2 separate regions of the Homo sapiens genome follow, and region 2 is linked to region 1. A link is a contact called in ENCODE Hi-C or POLR2A ChIA-PET data. All regions are on one chromosome and are shown on one strand. The core of a region is the stretch at or near the end of the contact, and the rest is flanking DNA. Distances in the headings are between cores, read along the strand shown.

Region 1 (3,898 bases), core at 448-2,947:
ACAAGAATTTTCATTTGTTTTCTTCACCAATGTACCTAGATGTGTACTTAAAAAATAATTATTGAAAAAAATGAAAGAAATTCTGAAAACCATGAGGCTTAAATCAAATAATATTTGAATTGTACTAGAACAGGAGAGAAAATGACTTGGAGCAGGATGAGAAGGTGAAATTGAAAGCCCATGCTATGGTCCCTGCCCTGCTGATGTCAATCTCTTCCCAGGCCCATGGGTGTGGGAGTGCTTAGATGCTCATTCTGAAATTCTGGAGATCACCCATTCTTCTGGAATTGCTCACTTTTCTTTCTATGCTCTCCAAGTAGCTGTTCTTTGGCCCACTTGACTCACAGTCAAACTAGTTTCAATCTTGTACTCCTGAAACATTTGTTTAATGAATGAATATCCTGTTACAGGTTGCCCCAGGACTTCAGAGCCCTGATGAGGACTGATACTTAAATGACATCAGATATTAACCCCAATGAGTTTGTGCTTCCTTCAATCTGCAGGGCTTCATTCAACCTGAAGTTGCCCCCTGGAGGGCCCTGAGCACATCCAGGCCTAAGCCTTCGCGTTAGTCTGCTCAGGCTGCTGTAACAAAAGATCGTAGCCTGGGTGGCTTAAACAACAGAAATCTATTTCTCACAGTTCTGGAGGCTGGGAAGTCAAAAATCAAGGTGCTGGCTAATTCGGTTCCCTGGTGAAGGCTGTCTTTCTGGCTTGCACACATTTGTCGTCTTGCAACATGGTCACATGCCTTTCTTTGGTGCACGTTCACACAGAGAGAGAGAGAAAGAGAGGGAGAGAGAGAGAGACCTCTTCCTTCCATAATAAGGTCATAAGGCCACCAGTCATACAGGATTAGGGCCCCACCCTTATGCCCTCGTTTAACCTTAACTACCTCCTAAAGACCTGTCTCCAAATATAGTCACATTGGGAGCTAGGACTTCAATATATGAATTTTGAAGGGATAAAATTCAGTCCATAGAAGACCTAATTTCTTCTTCCCGCACAATGTCACTTTCCTTTTTTAATGTTATTATTAACTTTTAAAAAATGTATACATCTCCTGTAAAATCCACATTTTAATCCTTTGTTATTCCTGGCTTGCTTCACTCATTGATTCTACCTACCCAGCCCCTTTAGACATTAAAGTTTTTATCCGATGCCCATTGATTTAACCAGGGACTATATTTTCCAAACTGAAACTCAGGACATACAACATTATCACTATGAATATGCTTATGGAAGAGTAGAACAAAAAGCCAGAAATTGGGATTGTCTTGGAATAGTATGGATATGCAGAAAATGATGATAAATAACCGAATTCTCCATATTTGTATGACAGTGATTGAGAAGAGTATTAATGTAGCTTGATGCTTGGTGCCACTCAAACCCACCAAAAGTTCTATTTGCCCATTTAGATGTTTTGATGGTGAGGAGCTTGTTGGTGTTGGGCTGTGGAAGATACAAAGGTTGAAGACAGATGCTGTTCTCCATGATAGAGCTTTGCAAGTTTTCTTTGGCCCATGATGTAAAGCAAGAAATTTTACTTTACAACCCTGCAGACTGTGATGCATTCTGATCTGTTCTATTCTATTCTATTCTTTCTACAATGGGTGTTATAGCCTACATAATTGGTTTTCAAAACATGACTCTATTGCTATGTGCATTGGAAAAAACACAGTTCTTGTGGGCTGGGTCCAATAGGTTTTGGTTTCCTTTCTGTTAAAAAATATTTTGATTAGCATGAAGGTCTTTTTGTTTGTTTATTTTTGTGTTTTAATACATGTAGGTACTAGACTAGTATCTAGAAATAATTTCATGCTCTTAGAAACGTATCTGCTGGAACTTTTCTATTCACAGATCAGAGATTTTTGGAACTGGAAGGAACTGCAGGGGTCAAGTCAGAATACATGGCTCAGGAGTCTTTATGTTGAAGCTCCAGTGTTTGGATGCAGTGATCTTAAAAACGCAATTCACAAAAATTGTTCTCTTTGTTTTTTGACTCTTCTAACAGAACTCATCTTCAATTTAGTTTGCTAATTGCCTGTGTGCCATGATCTTGTTCTCCTTTGCAGAGCTCACAGGATGGGTTTTTGTTTTGTTTTGTTTTGTTTTGTTTTTAGTTTCCTTGCTGTTTTTCCAGGTCACAGCACCGCAGTCGATTGGTGATTGTGGTTTGAGGTCACCTACAGAAGGCGGGGCGGGGAACCCAAAGATTTTATTGCACACCTCAAATTGCTCTCTGATGACACCAAGAGCGTCAAAGTCCTGAGGCCGAGTTGTCAGTGAACATTCGCCAGGAAAAGCAGGGGTGAAGCTGCTTATGGGCGAAGATGAATCCCGTGCTGCCATCTATTGGTAATGTCATGAAACAGCAATTTTTAATACCACCTGATTTTTAAAAAATTTGTTTTGGGGGGAACTATAGTTCACTGTTACCTGTTCTCCAAATTTATATTTCCCAAGAAGTCTTGATTTCAAGTGAAGGAATCTGTGGATGGGAATGACCCATCTTTAACCCTAATGAACTTTGTCTGTAAAGTGAACCAAGGGGACAGGGGAATTCCCACACCGTCTCATTACTGCCCAAGCCGACACACTTCCCTTTGAGGATGGTTTGAGGGAAGGAGGGACTGTCTGCTTGTCAGAGGGATTTCAAAGAACACACTGTTCTCATCCTTCAGATCTTGCCGATTGCTTCATGGGCTGCCCGAGATTACCATATGTTTTTTGCAAAGGGTGACTTCAAAACAAAACAGAATAGACCCTCTCTGTTTTGAAGCCTGTTGATTCTAAATGCTACACCATTGCAAATAGTTCTCTGGGTTTATTTATTAGCAAGGGAAGCCAGACATCAAGGACCAACCACTTCCATTTTAAAAAGATCCCTGTTCATTAAAAATAAAAATAAAGTAGCCTGGAGTGCAGCGGGGTGATCATGACTCATTGCAGCCTTGACTTCCTGGGTTCAAGTGATCCTCCCGCCTCAGCCTCCACTCCCGGTTAGTTTTTTGTATTTTTTGTAGAAACAAAGTCTCGCTTTTTTGCCCAGGCTGGCCTCGAACTCCTGGACTCAAGCGATCCTCCTGCCGCAGCCTCCCAAAGTGTTGGGATTACAGGCGTGAGCCACTGCACCCAGCCTACTATCTTTATCTTATAGAAAGAAAAGAAAGGAGGAAACTGAGGCTTGGAGACAATGGTTTCACCCAAATATCAGTGGTGTGGAGGCAGAAAAACCTATTGTCGACAAGAGGAGTTGATGGCAGTTTTTTGGCAAGGCCTAGTAAAAGTACCCCTGGAGACTTCACATGTTCCATTAGAAGAAATAGAGCTGTCACCCACATCAAGATTCAGAACACTGGTGATTACTAGGACCCGTTTGGGGGGAAAAGTTTGCCACTTCGGCTGAGTTGGTCCAGTATTACATGGAACATCACAGGCAATTAAAAGAGAAGAATGGAGATGTTGTTGAGCTTAAATATCCTCTGAACTGTGCGGATCCTGCCTCTGAAAGATGGTTTCACGGACACCTCTTTGGGAAAGAAGCAGAGAAATTAACTGAAAAAGGAAAACATGGTAGCTTTCTTATACGAGAGAGCCAGAGCCACCCTGGAGATTTTGTTCTCTCTGTGCGCACCAGTGATGACAAAAAAGAGAGCAATGACAGCAAGTGTAAAGTGACCCATGTCATGATTCGCTGTCAGGAACTGAAATACGACGTTGGTGGAGGAAAACGGTTTGATTCTTTGACGGATCTCGTGGAACATTACAAGAAGAATCCTATGCTGGAAACATTGGGTACAGTACTACGACTCAAGCAGCCCCTTAACATGACTCGTATAAATGCTGCTGAAATAGAAAGCAGAGTTTGAGAACTAAGCAAATTAGCTGAGACCAC
Region 2 (3,898 bases), core at 943-3,442, 140 kb before region 1:
CACACACACGTAACTAACTGTCATTTGTTACGTAGATTTCCTTTCTGTTTTCTTTTTTATGGATTTAATACATAGAGGTTTTTTTTTTTTTAAATGAAAACTGTTTTCGTTTTATAAGAAATATGCCTTCAGCGATTCAAAGACAGAGCTTGCCTAATTTCTATGGGATATACAGCCAAGAAAATCACTGGAAATAGTTGTTTAAATAAGAGTCACACACAAAAAAGTCCTGAATTGCCTTAAACATACTTTGTAATAATGTCTTCATATGTTATGAGAGTCACTGCAGTCAGTTAGAAAAATACACAGAATACCAGGAATTCCTATCCCTAGTCCAGCCTCACTTGTAAATATCATATGACCTCAAATAACTGACTTGGGAGAGATCCTTATGGCAGTAAATGTATTCTAGAAAGGGATTGTTTATAATTCATCCCAAACATATCCCATTAACTATATACTCGCAGGAGACTAGGGGAAAAAACAAGAAAAGCAATGCTAAAATATATTTTCCAAAATATGTTAAATTTCAGCCGGGCCTGGTGGCTTACGTCTGTAATCCCAGCATTTGGGGAGGCCAAGGCGGTGGATCACATGAGGTCAGGAGTTTCAGACCATCCTGTCTCGAATTCCTGACTCATGGCAAAACCCCATCTCTACTAAAAAATATAAAAATTAGCCAGGCACGGTGGTGGGTGCCTGTAATCCCAGCTACTGGGGAGGCTGAAGCAGGAGAATTGCTTGAACCCAGGAGGTGGAGGTTGCAGTGAGCTGAGATCGCGCCACTGCACTCCAGCCTGGGAGACAGAGTGAGACTCTGTCTCAAAAAAAAAATTAATTAAAATAAAATAAATAAATAGAAACAAAATATATTGAATTTGAAAAGAAATTCTTAAGGTAAAATGATTTCTCAAGGTGTTTGGACATTCAGTAAACAGATAACCTGACCAGCATCATAGTCTGGGGGAAGACAAGGGTGATCTACATTATTTTAGGTTCCCCTTGGTTTGATGAGGAATTTATTATCTATTATGAGACGTGTATAACTCCCAAGAATCTATACTGAACAATCCAGGACAGTATACATTGAGAACTATGTTGTGGTTCTCTGGGGCTATAGGAATTCAAAGGAGCCTAAAACAACTAGGCAAGAAACGGCCAGAGGCTGAAGCTCCAGGGAGGAACTGAGAGTTGAGGTCGGTCTTAAGTGACAGGGACAATGCCCAGTGTGTTCTGGAGAAAGGTGAGGGCCTTCCAAGAAAGGGAGGCACTGTGGGCCAAGTCATGGAGGTGGGAAAATGAGCCCGATAGGTTAATGGAAGCATGAAAGAACTAGCCTTCCATGAGCAGAAGTGAGCCGGGGCCCAGACACATTCTAAAGGCCACTGCAAGTCTGTGGGGGGACTTCAGTTGCAGCAGGGAAGGGAAATGGAGTCTCTGAAAATTTTAAGCATGAGTCCTGTGATAAAAATGGTGTTTAAAGAAGATTGATCTGGCAGCGAGGTACTCCGGGAGAGACTGAGAGATTGTCCTTTGGGTAGCAGCAGCCTATATATTTATATGCTGTAGAGTCTTAATTTGAGAGATTAGCTGTTTCACCATCCAGTGAACCATTTACCTTCACATTCACTTACACATTTAATCTAACATTTTAAATGTATTTCTGGAATATTAGTTCAATATTTTATATCAAAATACCGCATACATTGCATTGTGCCACTTCCAATCCTCACAGACCAAGGGTAGGTAAAAATGCATCAGTGGGTCCTCTATTAGGGACTGAGTTGTATTAATAGACAAGGCAGGTAGGGTGTCTGCCCTCAAAAAGCTTATCCACTGAGATTGGCCATAAGCAAATCATTACACCATACTGAGTTACAATTGTGGTAAATGCTAAGAAGTACTAGGTAATAGGGGGAAGTTTGACAGAGGGTTCTAACACAGACTTAAGGCCCGACGATTTGGGGAAAGTCTTCTTGGGGAAGTGATATTCAAAATGAGATCTGATTGGAGTGGAAGAAGGTAGAGCAGAAGCTGAAGGGTGTTAGAAATTCTGAGAAGAGGAAATTGCACTTGTGAGGGCCCTGGGGTGAAACAAAGTCCAGGGCATTCAAGGAACTGAAAGAAGGCCCACTGGGCTGGAGTGGGGAGGCTGGACCAGGGCCGCAGGAAGAGAGGCTGGCGGGAGGCAGATGGCACCCGGCCTCATAGACCGCAGGAAGGGCTTTCAGGATATATCTCCATCTTCCTCAGAGGGTGCCCTCCACCCTCCCCTGCCATGAGTCACAGTGACTTCCTCATCCATGCTTACTGTCCTCTCTGATCAAATTCTCAAATCTAACTTCAGACACTACCCGAGCCACATTAGTGCAAGTAGCCCCCTTGGAGCACAGCCACATCTTAGAACTCAAGGTCAACTGAAAGCACTCTACCTCTGGCATCCTACATGTTGCGATTCTCTATCCTGACCATAGCCACTTATCCCTACGTCTCCCACTGAACTTCTGTTTGACCTCAGAAACACCTTCTGTTCCCTTCACTGTCCCGGAACTCTTTACTAGGCTTTCCTCTGGCTCCTCATCTATCCTGGCACAGAGCTCAAGCTCAGTGACATTGAGCTGCACCGTCACTGGTGCCTGATAGTTCTCTTTCTGCTTGACCTTCTACCACTCTCACATTCCCGCACTTTGCTCTAGAGGAAAGATGAACCTGTTTTCTCTGCTTCACTCCTAAGCTCTGCTGGGAAGCTTAGGTCACCTCCTGGTGATGTTACTACTGATTCATGCGGCTAACTTCAACTTGACCCTCGTACCATTTGATAACCACTTATGATTGATTGTTTATTTCATTCCTCTTAACCACTTTTACATTTCAAACTTTATCATCCTAACTCCCAACTAGGTTCCCCCTCTACATTTGTTTTCTATCTTAGGGATGGGCACTCCATCCTTGATTTCCCCATGCCACGAACCCGGGAGTCTTCTGGACTCCTCCTTCCTCACCCTTACATTCAGACGGAAGCCAAATCTCATTAATTGTATCAATTAAGCCCCTCTCTTTTCAGTTTCCTTTTCTCTATCCAATAGTTGTTTCCCAAACTCAAACTGTCATTGCTTTTCTTGCTTCTCATCAGGAATTCTTCCAATTCTTCCTCCACATGGCCTCAGATGTGAAATCTTTGATTTAAACTCATCAATGACTTCCATTCCTGTAGGAGGAAAGTCCAGCCTCCTTATACAGAAAACAGGACCTCTGTAGCCTGGCCGTCACTCACCTCTCCAATTTTTTTGCCCAGGCATGCCACCTCCTTCTCCTACCCCAATTCTCCCCTTGAACCTTACACACTAGCGGTTCAAACTTGCCCTCCCTCTAACCCACTATGCTACTGGCTGCCTCTGGACATGGTGCTCCCTCTGGCCAGAGTGTTCCCACCCAGGTTACTCTTTACATACTTGAAATATTTGCGATTCAGTACACAAGTTACAAGAAGCCTCCTCTGAACCGCCTTCCCTCCCTCCTCCATAGGTTGTCCTGATCACTCCTTCCTCTGTGCTCCACTCCACCCAGTGGATATTTCTATTAGAGCACTTATTATACTTAGTTGTAATAATTTGTTTTCAAATCTCTCTCCTTTAAAGCCATTATGCACTCCTTGAAAACGGGTTTCTGTGTTATTCGACTTTGCACGCTTGGTGCCCAGCACAGCTCCTGGCCTGCAGCAGCCACTCGAAGATGTCACCAGACCAAAGGACAATCTCTGGCTTGGTGAATGATCTCATGGTCTACCTTACTGAGATGAACTCCTCTGAAGGGGTGGGTTGCCCCTCCACACCTGTGGGTGTTTCTCGTTAGGTGGAACGAGAGACTTGGAAAAGAAAAAGACACAAAGTATAGATAA

The links. A loop is a pair of places that touch in the nucleus more often than their neighbours do. ChIA-PET counts read pairs that join two places held with the same protein, here RNA polymerase II (POLR2A). Pooled maps may share reads with other maps.
Region 2: a loop to region 1 is called in a map of CD14-positive monocyte, with 3 times the contacts of the local background. The contact joins two enhancer-like sites. A Hi-C loop is called at or near these places in 5 of 168 maps with a recorded cell type or tissue (A673, CD14-positive monocyte, endothelial cell of umbilical vein and 2 more), 3 of 37 single-sample maps with no recorded cell type and 10 of 50 pooled maps. POLR2A ChIA-PET finds 5 or more read pairs at or near these places in 10 of 52 experiments (CD4-positive, alpha-beta T cell, MCF 10A, OCI-LY7 and 6 more).

What each region holds. Positions count from the first base shown.
Region 1 is chr6:137,706,495-137,710,392 of GRCh38, reverse strand. It overlaps the pseudogene PTPN11P3. Among named protein-coding and RNA genes, the nearest start is that of LINC02539, 31 kb to the left of the region's middle. RefSeq lists a silencer at 2,601-2,650. Within about 2 kb of position 1,697, at least 15 of the 41 ENCODE cell types and tissues checked have a DNase peak (open chromatin) inside an H3K27ac peak, as active enhancers do; they include CD14-positive monocyte and right lobe of liver, where a contact is called at or near this core.
Region 2 is chr6:137,845,250-137,849,147 of GRCh38, reverse strand. All of the region lies in intron 3 of WAKMAR2 (wound and keratinocyte migration associated lncRNA 2), which reads left to right. Among named protein-coding and RNA genes, the nearest start is that of TNFAIP3, 20 kb to the left of the region's middle. Within about 2 kb of position 2,192, at least 5 of the 41 ENCODE cell types and tissues checked have a DNase peak (open chromatin) inside an H3K27ac peak, as active enhancers do; they include CD14-positive monocyte and right lobe of liver, where a contact is called at or near this core.